2 separate regions of the Homo sapiens genome follow, and region 2 is linked to region 1. The links are chromatin loops, found by intact Hi-C in ENCODE. Cell type or tissue: right lobe of liver. All regions are shown on one strand. Each heading gives the region's core, and the rest is flanking DNA. Links, peaks and the distances in the headings are about the cores only.

The links. A loop is a pair of places that touch in the nucleus more often than their neighbours do. Peaks named below come from ENCODE experiments on the same cell type or tissue, not always from the same donor. Only the 100,000 strongest peaks of a DNase experiment are listed, where the experiment ranks them.
Region 2: it touches region 1 in a loop (2.0-fold over the local background); 2 of 110 quality-filtered maps call a loop at or near these places.

Annotation. Positions count from the first base shown.
Region 1 is chr4:1,022,030-1,032,493 of GRCh38, reverse strand. It overlaps FGFRL1 (fibroblast growth factor receptor like 1), which reads right to left. Exons shown (of 7, transcript NM_001004356.3): 3 at 10,019-10,291; 4 at 8,773-8,853; 5 at 8,393-8,677; 6 at 7,830-8,183; 7 at 5,596-7,589. The coding sequence ends at 7,147. Among named protein-coding and RNA genes, the nearest start is that of FGFRL1, 16 kb to the right of the region's middle. RefSeq lists enhancers at 5,748-6,247, 6,248-6,749. In right lobe of liver, for the core only: no CTCF peak of the experiment used is centred there; a DNase peak (open chromatin) is centred at 6,079.
Region 2 is chr4:1,221,799-1,232,262 of GRCh38, reverse strand. CTBP1 (C-terminal binding protein 1) reads left to right here. Exons shown (of 10, transcript NM_001012614.2): 4 at 3,920-4,064; 5 at 6,697-6,903. Among named protein-coding and RNA genes, the nearest start is that of CTBP1-AS, 17 kb to the right of the region's middle. In right lobe of liver, for the core only: no CTCF peak of the experiment used is centred there; a DNase peak (open chromatin) is centred at 6,021; H3K27ac peaks cover 1,616 bases.

The DNA of each region.
Region 1 (10,464 bases), core at 1,533-9,532:
CACACGGCTGCGCCCAGCCCTGAGGCAGAGAGCATCTTCCCAGAGGACACACCCCAGGAGCCGCCTCGGCCCCCAGCAGCCACTGTGCCCCCAGCCTGGCCCGGCAACCAACCTACTGTGCTCCTTTACTGAGTGGAAGGTTTTCACAGGAGGCAGACGCTGAGAAGACGCTGGGGCCCAAGCAGGCTGGTGGGGTTGCCCCTCAGAACCACACCCTGCCCGTGCTCAGCCCACTGAGCGGGTACAGGGCAGGGGCATAGATGAAGGTCTTCCGACACCCAGGAAGGAGAGGCCGGGCCAGGGCAGGCGCCTCGGGGTGGACAGGCACTCCGGGCCCGCCTGTGTCTGTGGCTTTCACACGCTGACGGCCTCAGCCACAGAATCCATGTCGGCCTGCGTGCCCAGGAGGGCACATCCAGGGCTGCCCTGCGGCAGCCCCTGGCTCCGGGATCCTAGCAGCTGGGCCCTGGGCTCCCAGGACGGCCGTGCCCACTCTCTTGGCCCTGCCTTCCTCAGGGGTCTCAGGGCATCTGAGGTCTTTTCAGGGTCCCTGGGTCCCTCTGTGGAGAGTGGAGCTTCACCACCCCTTTTGTCGGCTGTGGCCCTGGCCAAATCACCAGAGGCCAGGACTGGTGGCCAGACCTCCTGTTAAAGAGAATAAAATGACACTCTGGCCACCCTCCGAGTCCCGGTCTTTCTGCTGGACACCAGGGAGTTCCTGCTGCAGTCGACACACCGGCACGGGGAGACAGGTGGGACCTGGCGTCCGTCACAGCATCCTGCAGGGCTGGATGTCCCTGGGCGCCCACTGGTCCCCATCTCTCAGGCTGCAGGAGCCCCCCAAGTGCCCCAGCCCCACTGTACTCAGGACTCATGCTCCCAGCAGGACCCCTGAATTCGGCCCCCAGGCAGAGGCCCTGCCGTGACCCAGGCTGAGGTTCAGGGTGAGGGGGCCAGAGAGGCCACCTTTTGACCCCAGGTTAAGCACTCTCTCCACCGTGTTGGGTGCTGCGTGCCAAGCCTGGCCACCCCAGCACTCTGCCATGGGGACAAGGAAGCCTCAGAACATGGCAGCTGCTCCAGGGGCCCCCAGCCCCACCCTGCGGCCACCAGCCCCCCTTCTCCCCAGTCACTGAATCAAACTGCCTGAGTGGGTGGCCCCTGCCCCTGCACAGACCCTCGAGCCCAGGAACCTGGGTCTGGGGGCCTTGGAGCCCAGGCAAGGATTGAAGAGAGCTGGGGTGCCCTGGGGGGCTTGAATTAGGAGGACCTCTCTCTGCCCTGGTTGGGCTCTAGCAGGTGGAGCTGGTGCTTGAGGACAGAGCTGCCCATGGGGTCAGGACTGCTGAGGAGCTGCATACAGTCAGGCAGTGACCAGGCGACTGGGGAAGGGGCTGACCAGGAGGAACAGCCCCAGTGGAGCCAGGGCACAGGTCACAAAGAGGCTGCCTGACCAGCCTGTGTGGCGCGAGGGTGGCTCTCTGGGTGGCACTGGGGGACTGGGGGACAGGGGAGCAGCAGGCTTTGCAGGTGACTAGTGTAGAACGGGCATGATCGGGACCCACAGAGTGGCACCCTCACCTCCCACGTGTGTCAAAGCCGGCCTGGGTCACGAGGCCAGAGGTGGGCCCAGCCCCTAGACCCACCTGGGCTCCTGCCCAAGGCTGCGGAAGGGAATGGGAAACCCTCCCATGGGGCCAAGGCCGCCTCTGCTTCAAGAGCCCACAGGGAGCCCCAGCCTTGGCCACACCCACTCAGGCCCAGCATGCAGCTGCCAGCACAGTGGCGGGAGCCTTCCGGGGAGACCCACCTGCATCCCCTCGCTGGCCACACTCCTCCCAAGGCAGAGGCAAGGGAGAGACAGGCCGAGCAGAGGAGGCCAACGGTGGCGAGTGCGGCCCCTGGGCAGAGCCGGTGTTTCTCAGGGACTGGCGTCTCTCCTCAGGCACTGCAATGCAAACCTAAAATTCATCGGCAACCCAGAGCCCTGGAACACAGGCCTGGGTCTTGTGTGGCTGAGGCCCAGGACCCGCCAGGCCCCACCAGCCCCCAGGAGAGCCCCTTCCCCAACCCAGGCAGCCACCTGGGCCGGGCACACTGTGAGGCCAGCACAGGGCACAGAGAGCCCGAGACCACCAGGCCCCGCCCACCGCGTCCCTGCCCCGCCTCACCCAGCGTGGCTCCACCCAGCACTCTTGTCCCCCGGGACATCTGGAAGCTTCTCCTACCAGAAGCTAGCTCCAGCCATGGGAGGGGGACTGTCCCAGCCCAGCCCGAGGGGCCCAGTGCCCCACACACTTGGCCCTGTGGCCTCCCTGCCTCTGCCTCCAGGAGGTGCTCCCATGTTCAAATCCTGGGGGACCCCTGGCAAACCCCAGCCCCACAGCAGGTCCGGGGCCCACACAGTGCCCCAGGGAGGCTTGGCTGGTCCCTGCGTCCTGGAGCCTTGTGTCCCAGGGCCGGATCTCTGCTGTGCGGGGAGTCCCATCGTGCACCCCGAGCACACAGCCTGGACCCCTCTTCCTGGCCTGCACCCCTCTTCCTGGCTTGGGCCCCATCTGTGCTCCTCGTCCCACGTTCCTGACCCGGTCCCCCAGCCCCCAGCCTCGGCCTGGGACAAGGCTGTGATCTCTGGCCAGGTCCTCTGACCCACGGGCCCATTGGGTGGGGCTGCCCACATCCCCTATCTCTGCCTCATGCTGCCACCCTGTCCCTGGCAGCAGACGCAGGCACCCCCGGGACAGCTGCAGGCGGCTTATGGGCACCCCTTTGAAGCCAGGAGGGCCGGGCGGGGGCGGGTCACACCCGGGGGTGTTGGAGCCTGGGCAGCACTTTCAAGTTAGCCGGGCTTTACAGGGAAGCAGCTTATCACCACCAGGACAGGGCCAGGGAGGACCATGGGCCTGGCCCCGTGCCCACACCCTGCCCCGCCATGCTGAGCCTCCCCCGGGCACCACCATCTCGTACCCAAAGGGCCTGGCCTGGGGGCCGCCCTGAGGACACAGCCAGGTCCCCTCCGTTGACTCCTGGGCTGCAACCCCCACCACTACAACCCACACCACCAGCAGCCCAGGACAGAGCCAGGGACGGGTGCCCAGCCCTGTTCCCGTCCCCACAGCACGAGCTGCCCCATGACCTTCCTGTGGTGGCCAAGGGCATGGGACCTGGTCTTGCCCACGTGAAGGGTGACAGTGGAAGAGCCAGGAAGCCCCAGGTGCAGCCCCTCCCTGGGGAGACGGCTGCCACTCTGGGCTCCTCCCTTCTCCCTGGGCCCCCTCGGTCGCCCTGCCCCTCAGATTCCATGCCCCAGCCCCACCCCTGCAAGGGCATTGCCCAGAAGCCCGCTGGCCCCCAAGGAGCCTCCCGACGCGTGTGTGTCGGTCTCTTCCTGGGCCTGGAGCCCCCATGGTGCAATGGTGTGCAGGTGACCCGGGCAGGACAGGTGAGACGGGGCCCACAGAGCGGCACCCCCACCTCCCACAAGCCCCACCCGGCCCTTCGAGCCTCCTGGCCAGTGAGCCTGGGGTGAAGGGCTCCCCATCTTTCAGGTGCTTGGCCGGAGCAGACCACTGTCAGAAGCGCAGTCCTGCCCTCTGTCCTGCTGGCCACACTCACGCCCTGGGCGCCTCTGCCCGCCTCCTGCCTCAAGTCCTCGAAGCACACGGGGCCTCTGTGCTCCCAGGCCTCCTGCACGTGGAGGGGAGGGGAACGCAATTTTGTTCTTGGGAGTGTGGACGTGCAGATGTGACGAGGGAGCCGGCGCAGGGCACAGACGCGTGCTGCCGTGACGGAGATGCGGGAAACGGCATCGGGATGGCCGTGTGGCTGGTGGGGGGACAGGAGCCACGGGGACAGGAGTCCACGGGGCAGGGCCAGGCAAGAGACAGCCAGGAACACAGGCCAGGCGTCCACAGGGCAGGGCCCCGGCAGGCTCAGGCTGGAGACCGCCGAACAGAGGGGCGTGGGGGCGGGAGCAAGGCTCTCGGGACTGGACGGCCAAGGGGGAAGGGTCTGGAAGTCGCAGGGGAGAAAGCAGGGGCTCCAGGCAGCCCCTGAGGAAGGCTAGGGAAGGACTGAGGGGTCTGAGCTCCAGGCTATTGGCCCGGGGGTGGCTGGGGCCCCATAGGCAGGAGATGGGTCTGTCCTGACTCCTTGGGGTCCCCCTGCCCAGCCTGGCATCCAACGTGGCCACAGCATGACAAAGTCCAGAGCCCAAGACCCAGAGGCTAGGCTGTGCCAGACCTGTCCGTTGAGGACCACACAGCACTAGTCAGCACCTCCTGTGGGCAGGCGCAAGATGGGCTGGACCACAAGTCAAGGGTGGCCCTGAGTGGGGGCCTGGACCTCACAGCAGGCAGGGTGCAGGCGTGGGGTCTGCGGTCCCAGTGTCTCCTTCAGAGGCTCTAGGGGACAGCCCTCTCGGACTGCCCATCCCTCCGCCCACTCCCTGGGGAGGGGCAGCCTGTCCTCTGCAACCCCATGACCCGCTGCCTGAGGCCTCCCTGCTGCCCAAGGTGGCCAGACGCCTGAGGTCTCCCTTCCACCCTCCCCTACTCCAGACTGAAACCCGACCAGGCGTCGGCCTGCAGCCTGTCCTGTCTGGGGAACATCTGTTTGGCTGCCAGCTGTGGGCCGCGTGGAGCCCCCACTGTCCCCCAGTCAGGGTGGCCAGGCCTCCCACAGCACCCATCAGCCACACGCAGCCCTTACCAGGGCCATGCCTGAAGCTGTCACCGTCCAAGGAGTCAGGACTTCCTCAGGGGAGAGAAGTAGGGTCTACCCTGGGGAGGACAGAGAACAAAAAGGGGACATCTTGAAAGCCATGGGGTCCCCAGAAGCTCCAGTTGGGGAGAGGTCCCTGACACCTCTCCCCAGAGCCCACCTGTCGTCTTTGAAGCCAGGCAGGGTGAGCTTCCTCCAGGGAAAAGCTCTCAGAACCAGAGCGGGTCAGGAAGCGCGCTGCACGCCAGCAGGACCAGGCTCCGGGGACGCAGTGGGCCTCACGCTTTGCTGAATGCACGAGGGGCCCCGGTGCCTTTTCTTACGAGGCTAACGGAACCCCCGGCAGGCAAGGGCCCCGGGTGGAGCTGGCAGCCCCACCCCTCCTGCTGACCGGGTAAGATGGGGTCGGCCACCGTCGCAGCACCGCAGGGTGGCTGGGAGGGCACTCGGACGGAGCCCTGAGGTCAGAGGTGACCTGAGCCTGGCCCCATCCCCAGCTCTGAGGCCAGTCTGCTGCCTCCTGTAGGGCCACCCACCAAAGCCTGAGGAGGGGCTGGGGAGTGGCCAGGCCCTGCACTGAGGGCCATAGGTGCCAGCCCCAGGACACAGAGAGGGCGCCGCTGGGACAGGGGTGCAGGACGCAGGCCTGGCCAGGCATGTGGGCAGTGCTCACGCCCAACACCACCGAAGCCCAGTATACCCAAACTCTCCCGCCGGGAGGTGCAGTTCTCAGCCCCTGTGGCTCTGGCCCAGCGAGGGGACTCCAAGAGGGTTAGGCTGCTGGTTCTGGAGACCAGGCCTGACACACAGGCACAAATGTGAGCACACACGAGCATGCACACGTGCATGTAGACATGGGCAGAAACACCAGCCTGGAGGGAAAGGATGCACTTTCATGTTTAACAAAATAAATTAAATATACGGGGCTTCAGCTCAAACTCTACATAAAATTACAGAGATCTGGGGCCACCACGACAGTGGGGTGGGGGGTGGTGTCTGGCCTGGACGGGGTGTGGTCATCAGCATGGCTGAAAGACCAGGCGGGTCCCGGGCCCCAGGAGAGACCACAGTCCCTGCAACCCAGTCTTCCTTCCATCATTATTAATATTATCTTCATTTCTTAAATATAAATACCAAGGCCCCTTCTCTGTGTCAGGGGGAGAATGCAGTGGGGATGAGCCACTAGCCATGGGCTCCAGCCTCTCAGGCTTGGGGCTGCTGTGCCCCCAACCCCAGCCCACAGCAGTAGGGGACTCCTGGGCACCCAAGGCAGGTGGCAAAAATAGCCGCCAAGGCCAGGGGACAGAGGCGGGGATGGAGGCGGGGACTGAGGCGGGGACAGAGGCGGGCAGAGTTGGGGGAGTGACGGTGGAGCAGGGAAAGTCCCTCATCAACTATGAGCCTCACGGCACACGTACTGCAGGCTTCACGGCACACCCTCCCAAAAGCACGTCAGTCTGCGTGTGTCCAGGCAGCATATCTGCACCTGTGTGTGCATGTGTGTCCGGAAGTGTGTGCCCAGGCAGCATATCTGCATGTGTGCGTGCGTGTGTATCCGGACAGCATATCTGCACGTGTGTGCATGTCCAGACAGCATATCTGTGCACATGTGTGTGTCCAGGCAATATCTGCACGTGTGTGAGTGTTGAGGCAGCATTATCTGTGTGTGTGTCCAGGCAGCATATCTGCGTGCGTGTGTGTGTCCGGACAGCATATCTGTGCATGCGTGTGTGTGTCCGGACAGCATGTCTGCGTGTGTGTGTGACTAGACAGCATATCTGCGTGTGTCCAGGCAGCATATCTGCGCCTGTGCACGTGTGTCTGGAAGTGTGTGTCCAGGCAGCATATCTGCATGTGTGTGCGTGTCCAGACAGCATATCTGTGCACACGTGTGTGTGTGTGTGTCCAGGCAATATCCGTGCATGTGTGTGTCAAGGCAGCATTATCTGTGTGTCCAGGCAGCATATCTGTGCACGTGTGTGTCCGGATACCATATCTGCACGTGTGTGCGTCCAGACAGCATATCCGTGTGTGTGTGTGTGTCCAGGCAGCACATCTGCGCATGGGTGTGCGTGTGTATGTTCAGGCAGCATGTCCTTGTATGTTCTGGCATGTCTCTGTGCGTGTGCGTGCATTTGGGCAGCTTATCTGTGTGCCCAGGCGGCATATCTGTGCATGTGCGTGTGTGCGTACGTGTGCCTTCAGGGAGCACGTGTGCGCGCATGTGTGTGCATACATGCATCCAGGCAGTGTGTGTGTCTGTGTGTGTGTGTCCAGGGGCTATGCCTCACACACAGACTGCCTGGGGTGCTGGCCATTCCTCCTCGCCATGGGTCCCCTGCCTTCGTCTGCAGCTCCGTCCTCCATCCTCCCAGTCTGCCTGTCTGGCCGGCCCCCCCGTGCCCACTGCAGATACGGTGCCGTCTAGCACTGATAGTGGATGTGCTGGTGGACCTTGCCCTCCACGTGTGAGTGTGTGTGAGAGTGTGTGTGTGTGTGTGTGTGGATGTCTGTGTAGAGTTTGGGGTACAACTTAGGGCCAGCAACTGGGCCTGGGCCCAGTAAGTGCTGGGGGGCTGCCGGAGACCCATGCTCCTCACACAGCCCCACACCAGGGCCAGCGCTGAGGGCGGCCAACGAGGGAAGGTCCTTGTCTCCGCTGCGGTCGCGGGCCGTCCCCGGCGGGCGGTGCCCAGGCAGGGGAGGGGCAGGCGCGGGGGTGCACGGCTTCTTCTGGGCCTGGCAAAGCCACAGGAGCAGGGTGCCCAGGATGAAGACAGCGCCGGCTGGGATGCCGATGACCACGGGCCACGGCAGGCTAGTGGCCGAGGACGAGGAGGCCACAGGTGGCCCTGGCGGTTTTGGGTCTGCAAGAGCGAGAGGAAAGGAGGTAGGGAGGGGAACGCCGACACAAAGACCAGGAGAGCACCCCAGACCCATCCCAGGGGCTGTGGAGACGGTGCCCCTGGGCTGCCCTCCCTCGGCAGATGACCTGGCCAGCACGGCCCGGGAGGGAAGGGTGGGGCCCCACCCGGTGGGTGGGACGCCGGGCCCAGGGGGCGGGTCCGGGCACCAGCATGGTGTGGCGTGGCGTGGCAGCCGCGCACCTGGCAGCACGGTGAGGAAGGCGCTGCGGAAGCTGTAGCCCATGGTGTTGGCGCCAAGGCAGATGTACATGCCCGCATCGTCCTGGCGGGCACGGGTGATGAGCAGCTTATTGAGGTAGGAGCCGTCGGGCCGCGACCACACGTCACCCGTGGGCAGCACCACAAACTTCTGGCCGCCCACATCGATGGTGGAGTTGTGGCGGCCCTCGGCGCCGTACTCCACGCGCTTCAGCCACTGGATCACCGGCTTCACGTCGCTGCGCACCTTGCACTGGAAGGACGTGGTCCCCCCGAAGTCCACCGTCGTGTTCACGGGGTGCGTGCCTGTGAGCACGGGCTTGGAACGGGTCCGCTCTGTGGGAACGTGGCACGCGGGCATGGCTCCTGGGCCGCGCCGGACTCTACCCCGCCAGCACCCTGGGCCCACCAGCACCCCCAGCCCACCACCCCCAAGCCCTGCCAGTGCCCCCGCCCACCAGCGCCCCCGCCCACCAGCACCCCCGCCCGCCAGCGCCCCCGCCCACCAGCACCCCCCGCCCGCCAGCGCCCGGGGCCACACTCACGGATCACATCCACCTTGTAGGTGGCGTTGATGGCGCCCGCGCGGTTCGACACGCGGCAGGTGTATTTGCCGCTGTCCTCCGGCCGCAGGTTCTTCAGGCTCAGTGTCCACTTCTTCTTCCTGGGCTCAGCGGCCTCTGGGCGCGTCAAGGCCTGGTCGTCCTTCATCCACGTGATGTCGGGCCGAGGGTGCCCGCTGGCCACGCACTTGAGCCGCACGGAGCTACCCACGGGCCGTGCGATCACCCGGCGCCTCATCTTGGAGGGCTGTGTGAAGCGCGGTCGTGCTGCGGGGTGGGGTGGCGTGGAGGTCAGAGGACGGGGATGCAGCCAAGGGGCCGGGACAGACGGACGCCCCCCACCCCCGTCACCCCCTGCTCACCCCACTGCTGGCTGGCGGGGTCCTCTTGACCCCCAGAGGAGCTGTCGGGCCCCAGGCTCTCCTTCCCTGGGCTAATGTCATCTGCAGAGAGACGGAGGTGCACAGGGAGGGCAGGTGAGGGGGGCCCTGAGGAGCTCCCCCAACTCCCCCGTGGCCTCTAGCTCCCCCAGCCCCAGCCGGGACAGCCCTGGACACCCAGGCAGGGGGCTGCGCCACACACCCACAGCCCAGAATCCCAGGGACAGCTGGGCAAGGGCCGCTGGCCCACACTGGGCGCAGGTGACCCTGATGGGCACGGGTGGGGCTGGAGGGCCGGCCCCCATTCTGGCTCCGGGGGGTCTGCAGGCCCCGGGGGAGGAGGGAGCCGGGCCCGGCCAGCAGCTGCAGTAACCCTAGCCTACATCAAGGGGCCGAGGGCTGGTGAACAGACGAGACTCTCATACCACCCGGTCATCGTCCCCTTTGAAAGGACTGTGGGGTGGGGGTGGGGGACAGCCAGTTTTCCCATTCCACACAATGCCGAGGGGCAGGGCGTGCTGTGGAATGTCCCCTCCATCCACCCTGTGACAGCCGCTCCTTCACTGAGCCCAGGACCAGGCTGTCTCAGGCCGCACCCCCAGACCCTGCTGGGGCCTGGGCCAGGCTCCTGTATTCAGAAAACGGGCACATGTACCCTAAAACTTAAAGTAGAATTAAAAAAAAAAAAGAAACGGGCCAGCCCAGCTCCCAGGAGCTCCACCCGAGGGCCCCACACCCAGGAGCCCAGCGGAGCAGGCGGGGTGCCGGGTCCCTAGGTATGGAGGGCGTGTCTCTCTGGACACCTGTCCAAGCCCAGCGCCCGGGCCCCAGGCGCAGAAGAGAACAGAAAGGCCACGCATCCCGGCGGCTCCTCTGAACTCCGAAACCCGAGCCTCAAAGTCACAGCCGACGGCCGGCACACCCTGCCAAGGCCTCGGGCCCCAGCCCTTCTGTGGGACCACTGCCTTCGGCTCCCGCCCTCCACCCTCCGCCCTCCGCTGGGAGGAAGGCTCCGAGGCTGGAGCCTGACGGGGACAGGAACGGGACAGGATACCTGGGGGATGGTGGCAGAGGTGCAGCCAGCTGAGGTGGGGCAGGGCACCGAAGGAAGGCTTTCTGCCGGGGGCTGGCTGACTCTCGGGCCCCAGGTGTGTCCCCGTCCGCCCTCCTGCACACCCCTGCCTGGCTCCAACCCAGCCCATGACCTCTGACCGCAGCAGCGACTAACCCAGCACGACGAGGGTGTAGTTGACGCTCAGGCTGCCGAAGCCGTTGGTGGCCTTGCACACGTACACGCCGGCATCCTCCCGCTCCACCTGCTTCACCTTCAGCCCCTGCGGCAGCACGCGGAAGCGGCTCCAGCCGCTGTGGATGGTGCGGCCATCCTTGGTCCACATGGTCAGCGGCGGCGGGTCCCCCTCCACTGGGCACTGCAGCCGCACAGTGCGGCCCAGCCGGGCCACCTGCCGTGGGACCACCTTGTCCGCCATCTTTGGGGGGCCTGCGGGTGGGACCGAGGAACAGTCAGCGAGGAGGGGCTTGGGGTCCGGAGCCGGGGGGGCGGTCAAAAGGGGACCCACGGCCCAGCACAGACCTCGGGCCTGAGCTCCACCTGGGTCACCTGCCCAAGATGAGCAGAGGGGCCGAGGTGCAGTGCCCCTGACCCAGGCCTCA
Region 2 (10,464 bases), core at 1,028-9,027, 200 kb before region 1:
GTTGGGTATTTTCAATTTGTGTGCCAGCCTAAGGGTGAATGTCTGATAACACTCAGAGCTGGTGCAGGGGCTGTGCCTGTCATCCCAGCGTATCCAGAGGCCAAGGCCAGAGGATCGCTTCAGCCTAGGAGGTCAAGGCTGCAGCGAGTCATGATTACACCACTGCAGTCCAGCGAGGTCCTGTCTGTAAAATAAGTAAATGAAAAAGTTTATATATTCAAAGACTCCTCCCAATCAGTAGAAACAGAAAAATCCCGACAGAAAATGGATGAGGGCGGTGGCGTTTGGTACAGACAGAGCGGTGTATGAGAACCGGGGTGCGCCTCCTGGGTTCTCACAGGTGCAGCAGGCACCGCCGGTAACCCCTGGCCTGGCCTGCGCTGAGCCCTGCACCAGCCGTGCTGAGGGAGCCTGGGCCTGGCCCTTCATGTGGGATAGAAACGGCCGTGCCGGTCTCGATGGTGCTTTGGCAGTTTCTCTGGAAATCTGAAACCTGCGGTCTTCAGCCCAGCCCCACCCTGGGCCTGCATGTGGCTGCGTGTCGTAGAGAAACATCTGCCCTGATGGTGACCTGATGTGAGCAGCAGTTTCACAGAGTAAGCCACCCCTGTGCACGAGGTCTGGAAAGGTAAGTGCGACGTCGAGTCCTGAGCACAGAAGCAGGTGGCAGAACTGCATGGCAGGAGGTGGGCTTGGCGGGCCCCTTCCTGACCCCCAAGAGCCAGCTGCCACCAGGAGCGTCCTGGGGTCTGTTTCCAGCCCGGTGGCAGCCGAGCTTCCTGGGCACCCAGCTTTCCCCAGCCTGCTCTGAGCACTGGAGTTGAGGGCACTGAGCAGAGTGGGGCTGAGCCCCTGGCGGTGGAGGGGACACATCAGTGGGTGTTGGCTTGAGGTGGTTTCTGGGAGGCTGCTGGGCCCCGATCTAAAGGGACACACCTGGCTGCACCCACCTCCTGCAGACTTTCTCCGTGGGAGACCAATGCAACAGGCGGGGTGGAGCAGCCACGTGGCAGCCACGAGGGGGAAAGGAAGGTAGACCCTGAGGCTGAGCCGCTGTGGCACCCTGGCCTGTGGACCTGTGGATGACGTGGCCGCCACGTGGTAAAGCGCACATGCTAGCAGCTGTGGCCCTGCAGCTGAGCACAGGCCAACCTGGTACGTGGTGGAGGTCGGGGCATGGGGTGCCCCAGCCATGTTCAGATTCCTGTAGTGAGAATGCTTTCACCTAATACTATGTTGTTAAACCTGTATTCAGTAGGGAAAAGGGCAAGGACCTGAAAAAAGTGTATTAAGAATCGTGCACAGGCAAGTGATGAAAGCCTCGTCGGGGAGGCAGCTTGCGCTTCACAGCTCAGCTGGGTGGGCGCGCCCGGAGCCCAAAGGAGGGCCCTTGGCCGGCGCACGCTTCGGCTTCTCCGAGCTTACCTAGATGAGATAGATTTTCATCACGGAAGAGCCGATGCAGGAAGCAACCTTAAGGCTGCGCGGATGAATATTCGTCATATTCACGTGAATCTGATCGCTGTCTCCTCCGAATGTGCGGGAGGTGACGTGCCGCGGTTCAGAATCGACTTTTCGAGGCCCGTGGCCAGTGCTCCGGGTGAAAGCAGGCTGTTGCCTGCGTACACACAAGCCTGTGTGGTGTGGGTCTGTCCAGCCTGTCCATGCCGAGCCTCTGCACACACACTGTGGAAGTGGCCCCTGCACATCCAGCTGCCCAGGCCAGCCCCCCGGGCTCACGTCTGGCACCAGGCCTGTCCCTGACCCCAGGGCCCATCTCCCACTGCGCCTCTGCCCACCGCTCGCATGCGCAGCCCCTCCTGCCCACAGTGGGTGCCGACGAAGCTTCATCTGCAGGTGACTCTCTCTTAGCTGCGGCTGCTTTGCCAGGCTGCCCGAAGCACCTCCTTGGTGTGTGGGCGCCCATCTCCAGTCCACGCAGCGCAGGGGTCTTCCTGGCCGCACCGCTCGCCTCCACCACAGCTGTGCACCAGTCGCCCACTGCTGGCCTCTGCCTGCCCATGCTGTCCTTGTGGCCTCACCCCGTCCACACTACGTCTGGTCAAGTGTGGTACACCAGGGTTCACCCCGTCCACACTGCATCTGGTGCACCAGGGGTCACCCCGTCCACACTGCGTCTGGTGCACCAGGGGTCTGCATGCATGCAGCCTCAAAGCCCTCCCAGGAGGCCCGGGGCAGCCATCAGCCCTGTCCATGAACTGATGAGTGTTACACACACCTGTTCCTCTGTGGTCCGGGTAGATGCCTCCCTGCCTCCTGCAGCCGAGGTGCTCCAACCTTCCCTTCTTCCTGGAGAATGCCCAGGCTAGCCCAGGGCTCCCCTCCCCTGCTGCCCAGCCTCTGCTGTGGCCCTGGTCTGTGTGGTCCTCCATGGTCCTCTCCTCTAGGTCCCCTGCGGTGGGCAGGAGGGAAGGGAGGCTGTGCCAGCCTCAAAGGGAATCATCTGTTCTGGCTAAGCTGGAGGTCCGGGCACTGTAGGAGAAGGGGTTGCAGCTGGGTGGTGAGCGTCTTCCTGGGGGCTGCCCTCACCCTGCCCACGTATGCCTGCCCAACACCAGCTGCTCTGCCCAGGACCCAGGCAGGGTCAGCTCCCACAGGACGCCCTGCGGTCCAGCAACCCAGGCACTGCCGCCCGGGATCCACAGGCTCCATGCTCGGCAGGAAGGGAGGGAAAGACGCCACCTAGGCCCCGGCAACCTCTGTGCTGAGCCTGCGCCATTGATCCGTCAGGAGTACCTGGGGCCCCGCTGGACAGGTGGTGGGTGGGAGTCATGTCCACATGGGAGGCTCACTGGTGTCTCCGGGGACTCGGACATGCCCATGTGGACGAGGCCTGCATGTCCTGGTGTCCTCAGCCACGGCTGTTCGCACAGAGCATCTCTGCACCCGTGGGTGGGCGTTGTCATGCACGGGAGTGTGGGATGGACGTGTGCGGGTGGATGTGTTTGGGTGTGGGTGGATGCGCAGGTGGTGCACACACATCCCCACCCTGTGCCCAGTGCTGCACCTGGTTCTTCGGCCTAGGGCACTTCCTCCACCTGTGTGCCTCTGCACCCCACACTGCCCCTGCCCTCCCTGGGCTGGGGGTAACTGGGAGCCCTTGGCAGGGTGGGGTTGGCCGTGACCACAGCGATGCCATGTACTGGCTGAGTGGAGGCGCCAGGGTTGGGCTGCTGTGCTGTGTGCCAGGTCTTTGTTCGCGGGAGCTGTTCCGGTCTAAGAGTTGTCATGGACACTGAAATTAAAAACGTGACTGTTGTGAACACTGCTCAGACCCAAGCCTCGCCAGCCAGGGGCAGCATTTCTGGGCAGGTTCTTGGGCGACACGGGGGCAGTGCATGCTCCTGTGGATGTATCCTTACGGCTGGGTGGCGTCTGCCTGCCTCCGCCGACGTGCTTGTGTGCCGCGGGGACTTACCACTTTCTACCTGCATCCCCGGGCCTGCAGGTCTCAGGTTCCCTGGCCACCCCACCCAGCTGCACCTGCTCAGTGTCCTTCCTGGGTGTGGCCGCACCCCCCCTCCTGTGTCCTCGCCAGGCGGGACCCCGTTTCTTCCACAAGGCTGAGCAGAGTCTCGGTGGGGCGCACGCTCAAAAGGAGACATCTCAGCCACCACAGTGGGGAGCGGGCAACTCTGACCAGTGCCGGCCTGCAGCCTACATGCGGCTGAGGAGGCTGCGGTGGGAATTGCTGGGACTCAGGACGCCTGGGCAGAGGTTGAGGGGCCGCGCGTGGCGGGGAAGCCTTCATGTAGCCTCTCCCAGTGTCCGGGCTGGTGCTTGGGGAACAAGCCTGAGGGCCACAGGCTAATTTCCCAGCCGGGGCAGCCCCACCCCCGAAGGCCAAGCCCGAGGGTCTTCAGGTTCCGGGCTGAGCCTGTGTGCTTTCTCGCTGCAGGTCCTGAACGAGGCTGTGGGGGCCCTGATGTACCACACCATCACTCTCACCAGGGAGGACCTGGAGAAGTTCAAAGCCCTCCGCATCATCGTCCGGATTGGCAGTGGTTTTGACAACATCGACATCAAGTCGGCCGGGGATTTAGGTAGGCCGGCTCCGAGTTCTCTCCTGTGCCCATTCATGCAAGCTCCGTCCCGTCTTGCTTCGTCCATGGAGGCTTCACTGCCACACTGAGGACCCCGTTGCACATTGCCTGGTGTGGCTGGCGGTGGTTCGTGGTCCCGTCTGGGGCCGGCATGAGGTTGCAGCCATTCAGTTCCTCACAGAGCCTCATCTCAGGGCACTTCCTCTCTTTTGGGCAGCAGGAAATCCAGCTGTGGCTTCACACAGGTCTGCATGCATGTCTGGCTGGTGCCCCTTGCTTGGGTACTGGGACCCTGGGGGTGAGGGCAGGGCCGTCAGTGTATGGCTGTAATAGGGCTCATAGGTCTCTGTCCCGAGACACAGCGGGAACAGCAGCGTGTTGCAACCCAGTACGTGTGCACTCAGCACACAGAACACACACGTCTGCACCTGTGCACTCAGCACATGGATCACGCACACTCAGCACACAGAACACACACGGAACACGCACATCTGCATCCGTGCATGTGCACTCAGCACATGGAACACGCACACTCATCTGCACCCATGCACATGCAGTTAGCACACGGATCTTGCACACTCATCTGCACCCGTGCACATGCACTCAGCACACGGATCACGCACACTCAGCACACAGAACACGCACATCTGCAGCCATGCATGTGCACTCAGCACATGGAACACGCACACTCATCTGCACCCGTGCACATGCACTCAGCACACGGATCCTGCACACTCATCTGCACCCGTGCACACGCACTCAGCACACGGATCACGCACACTCAGCACACAGAACACACACAGAACACGCACATCTGCAGCCGTGCATGTGCACTCAGCACATGGAACACACACACTCATCTGCACCCGTGCACATGCACTCAGCACACGGATCACGCACACTCATCTGCACCTGTGCACACGCACTCAGCACATGGATCACATGCTCATCACACAGAACACATGCACCTCTGCTTGTGCACTCAGCATATGGAACACTCATGGAACACGCACGTCTGCACCCGTGCACCTACACGCACATGGAACATGCACATGTGTCTGCATCCATGTACAGACACTCATTAGAACAAACTTGGGGCGGTGCTTGGCCGTCCTGCTTGGAGCGCACTTTCTGTTTTCTGCCAGGCTCGGTCTGTTTTTTCTCCTCCTCTCGATGCTGGTAACAGGCGAGGTTGTACCCTGCCCTTGCCCACAGTTGGCCAGCGCCTCACGGTTTTGCTTCCCTTTTCCTAGGATACAGTTTATGGCATTGCAAAGTTGGAACCGTCTGTGTTCCTGCGGGGGACGCAGGTGGTGTCGGAAGCCATGCCTCCATCTGGGGGTCTCCTGCACTGGCTTCAGCTGCTTCCGCCGGCGCCCATGGGCCAAACCTGTGTGCCAGCCTCCTCCCGCCTTTGTCTCTGTGGTGGCGTCCCAGGAAGGGCCGGCTGCGGTGTCGGGTGCAGGCCTGGGTGTGTGGTGTCGGGTGCATGCCTGGTGCTTTTTGAGGGGTCCCTGCTGTTTACCATCTCTGTTACCCGTGGAGTTTCCCAGGCCTGGGCTCTGTTCTTCAGCCAGGGATGGTCTGGGGCACCCCTGGGATCTGGCCCACCCTCAGGAGGTCTTTGTTCCAATCTCGTGTGGCGCCTGGCTTGGCTCTCCCTCAGTCTCCCTTGTTTAACATTTTTACGTCCAAGTGAGTTGTGTCTAGGGGCTATGCAGCCCCTGCCTGCGCCGCCCCACATCAGGCCCTCTCCCGGCCCCCGGGACCCCTTGCGGAACCACACGGTCCTGTCCAGCTTCCGGGCCTATGAATGCAGCCCTGTCCTGGCCTCCTGCCCCCTCCTCCTCCCCAGGGAGACGGATGGCCAGTCGGACACAGGAATGCAATCATCCGGATGGGGTGGGAAGTGCCGTGCAGGGGCGGCCCTGGCCAGGGACAAGCCAGGGATGAGGGTAAATAGGCTCAGGGAGGGGCACTGGCTGGGGAAGGGCCTGTCTCTGGGGACAAGGCCGGGAGCGGGGAGTAGGGGTCACACATGGGCGTGCCTGGCCACTCGGGAGAAATGGGATGGACTTGCTTTCCAGGAATGGCTCCAGCTTCAGTGTTACCGACTGCAGGGGTGGGGCATGGAGGGCGGAAGGGGCTTCGGGGCCCGGCTGGGCCTGGGGGAGGCCTGAGGACATGTGCGGATGTCCACGTAGGGGTGTGCAGGCGGGGCCGGCACCCAGATTCTGACCTGGCCACAGCCTCCCAGCAGGGTACCCCCGAGAGGAATCGGGGTGGCGAGGTGACGCGGGGAGACACGTGCTTGTCTCTTCCTGGGCTGCCAGCGCTGAGTCGGGAGGGGTCAGGGCAGCGTCTCACACCCCAGCCCTACCACACACCGAGCAGTTGCCGTGTGTGTGCTGCCACGTGAACCTAAAGTGGAGGTGGGGCTCCTGGAGTTGCTCTGTTGCGCCCGACCTGTGAGCAACGTGTTCATCTCGTGGCCTCCCGGGGTGGCCTTGGGGACACGGCCTTTGGCTTCTTCCTTGGGAAGCTTCAAACCCGCTCCAGTCACGGCGGCCCCGGTGTCCTCCCGGAGGCTGGGCCCGGCCCGGGGGTGACCGCCGTGTCCTTGTCCCCACAGGCATTGCCGTCTGCAACGTGCCCGCGGCGTCTGTGGAGGAGACGGCCGACTCGACGCTGTGCCACATCCTGAACCTGTACCGGCGGGCCACCTGGCTGCACCAGGCGCTGCGGGAGGGCACACGAGTCCAGAGCGTCGAGCAGATCCGCGAGGTGGCGTCCGGCGCTGCCAGGATCCGCGGGGAGACCTTGGGCATCATCGGACTTGGTGCGTCGGCCGCAGCTCCACGCCTGTGTCCCTCCCTGTGTCTGGCGCTGCCGCTCTTCAGCTGTGCCCAGGAGGAGAGGCCCGGGGCGGGGTGGGGCTGCTGCAGGTGTCGGTCCCAACCCAGGACAGGACTGAGTGCGCACAGGCACCAGGGCCCGGGAGTCCCAGGCGTGTGCCCTACGTGCACGGACGTCACAGCACACGTGGGTCTCACACAGGCACACACAGATAACGTACACGGATGCCACAGCACACACAGCCTCACACAGACATCACAGCACGTGGGTCTCATGGGCACATGCAGATAACACACACGGACGTCACAGCACTCACATGGGCTTCATGGGCACATAGATAACACACGGATGTCACAGTACACAGCCTCACACAGAAATCAGAGCACACATGTGGGCCTCACACAGACATCATGGCACACACAGACATCACACACCGATGTCACAGTACACATACTGGCCTGCACGGATGTCATAGATGCCACAGCACACATGTGGGCCTCACAGACATCACAGTATACATGACCTCACGGGCGCACACAGAAATCACACATGGACATCACAGCACAGACGTGGACCTCACGGGCACACACAGATAACACAGATGTCACAGCACACAGCCTCACACAGATATCACAACACACCCATGGGTCTCACACTGGCCTGCACGGACGTCACAGCACACAGGGCCTGCACAGATGTCACACACAACACCACAGCACACATACAGGCCTCACACAAGACATCGTGGCACACACAGACATCACACACGGATGTCACAGCACACACGTGGGCCTCACGGGCCTGCACGGATGTCACACGCCACAGCACACGTGGGCCTCACAGACATCACACACGGACATCACAGCACACACAGGCCTCATGGGCACGCACAGATAACACACAGATGTCACAGTACACACAGCCTCACACAGCACACATGGGTCTCACACAGGCCTGCATAGACATCACACGGACATCACAGCACACACGTGGACCCCACACAGACATCACACATGGACATCGCAGCACACACATGGGCCGCACGGGGACATACAGATGTCACAGCACACACACACGGGTATCACATGGCACACATGGGCACCACACATGGATATCACACCATACACATGACCTCACATGGACACACATTGATGTCAGTCATGGGCACGTACGCAGATAGATACCGGCATATGTGTGGGCACGCACATCAACCACGGTCTAGCATGTGCTCGCCCCTTGAGTCCCCTGGAGCTGGCTGTGTAGATCCTGCTGGGGCCGGGGTTCGGGCAGCCGTGGGCTTCCTCCGTGGTCACCAGCAGCTGCCCCTGGCGCTGGCCCTATCCCCGGGGAGTGGTTTGCCTTTCAGCGACCCCTCGCTCTTCATTTGCCCACTCGCTTTGCAGCCGCCTATCCTGGGCCCAGCACTGTCCTGGGTCCGGCATGCAGCGGTGAACCGGCCCCACACAGCCAGGCCCAGGTTGAGCTCAGAGCGGCAAGCGTGTGCATGTTTGTGCACGTGTGTGTGTGCGTGTGTGAGATCCTGGGAGTAGAGCCATGTCTTAAGGGAAAGTAGAGCTGGGAGAGGCCAGGTGAGGGGCCCCGTGAGGGAGGGGGAGCATCTGGGCGGGGCCCAGGTGTGGGGTGGGAAGGTGCTCCCTGAGAGGGTGGGCGGGGGTGGTGTACCTTTTCTGAAGACTCCCTGGACACCTTGGCCCAGCTGCCTGTCTCCCCAGATCGCGGGTTCCTCAGGAGGCCCCATGGGGATGCAAGGGCCTTGCCATGCCAGGGACTCCCCTTGACCGGCCGGCCCCCCGCTTCCCAAACATCCAGGCAGCCCACTCCTGCTGACCGCTGTCCTTGTCCCGCCAGCGTTTGGGGAATCGGACGTTTCGGGTGGTCTCGGTGAGGCGGCCACACCTAGGTTAGTGGGAGAGGTTGGTTCACGGATGTGCATGGAACACGTGCCTGTCTCTTCCTGGACACGTCTCTCACGGTCTTGCTGGTGCCCCCACCAGGACCCCAGGGCTGGCTGGAGCCTGTGAGGATCCCAGAGCCCTGAGGTGCCTGTTCCTCACACCTCTGCCCATCTGAGGCCTGGGCGGCCCCTCCTATGTCAGGGCCATGGCCCGCATGTGTGGTTTGTTGAGGGGAGGAGGGAGGGTGGGCAGGAAGCCCAGGTTGGGGCAGAGGTCGGGAGGGGCCGGGGACTCGGGGCTCTGTGGACCTTCAGATTCGTGGACTGCCTGCTGGCCTTGTCCAGGGGGCGGTGCCTCCGCTGTCTCCAGAGCAAGCCCACAGGACAGGAGGCGCCTCATGTGTGCCTTGCCTGCAGGTCACCGCCTGTCCTGCAGCCACAGGTCTGACACCTCACCTGAGGTGTACGAGGGACTGTGGGATGTGGGGGGGGTATGGGCTGTGTCTGTGTGGCCAGGGATGTCTGTAGTTCCCCTGGTAAGAGTAGGTGGGTGTGTTGCCCCCAGAGTCATGTGTCCTGTCTCTCCTGGGGTCGGGGTCTGTGGTCCCGGCCCTGAAGGCCCCGGGCTCTTCCCGTGGCCACTCTGAGGCCTGAGGGCGGCGCCTTCCCAGGCTGATTGTGGAGCTGGGCCCAACCAGCCCCTCCCAGGGCCCCGTGCTGAGTGGGGGTTGGAACACCCAGGTCGGGATGCCCTCAGAGGGTAGGGCTGTGGCCACCCCGTTCGTTAAGGACCCCACCTGCCAGGGCCCCCGCCCAGGCCTGGCCTGAGGAGTGTGGGTGGGGACTGCAGGTGCGGGGACCCCGGCGTCCTGAGGAGTGCAGGGTGGACCTGGCAGGTTGTGGGGGTTTACCATGGGCGTTCTGCCCTGCACTGGCCCAGGTCGTCCTGTGGGCTCTCGGGCAGGCCCCCCTGGAGCTGCTGGGGGGCAGCTGCTTCCCTCGCTCTCGGCGCGGGCCCCTCTGTCTGTGGTGATCTTGTGATGAACCAGGCCAGGTCAGCGCTCCCTCGGCCTCGGGAGCTGAGGAGAGCAGTTCTGTCCTTAGGGACACGAGCCCCCTGACGCTGCAGCCTCTACCTTGTGGACGGGACCCCTACCCCACCCCGGCTGCCCACCTGGCACCCTTGACTGCAGAACACCTGCGTCCCGTCCCCCGCCCCGCCCCTCGCCCTTGTCCCTGAGCCCCATCCCACCCTCTGTGGAAGAGCCTCATGCTCCAGGCGGGGCCGGTGCTGGGCACCAGCCACTCAGGCTCTCCCAGGGTGTGCATGTCCCCATCTGCCCTCTGCTGTGCACACACTGTCTGGGTTGTTCTTAGCGTGGAATCCGCGTGTGTGGTGGCTACAGGAATGTGGAAGCCCTGGGCAGCGTGTGGCTCACGGTGTTGGTGCCACTCGGCGCAGACTAGGGGGCGGCCGCTTCCTCTGCTCTACGAGGCTCTGGTGCCCGTGACTTACATCTCCTTCTTGTTTCTTTCTTTCCTCCCTCCTTCCCTTCCTTCCTTCCTTCTGAAAAATGCACTGTCTTAGGTGCACACAGGAAAACATTGTACACATTCACCCCATGAACC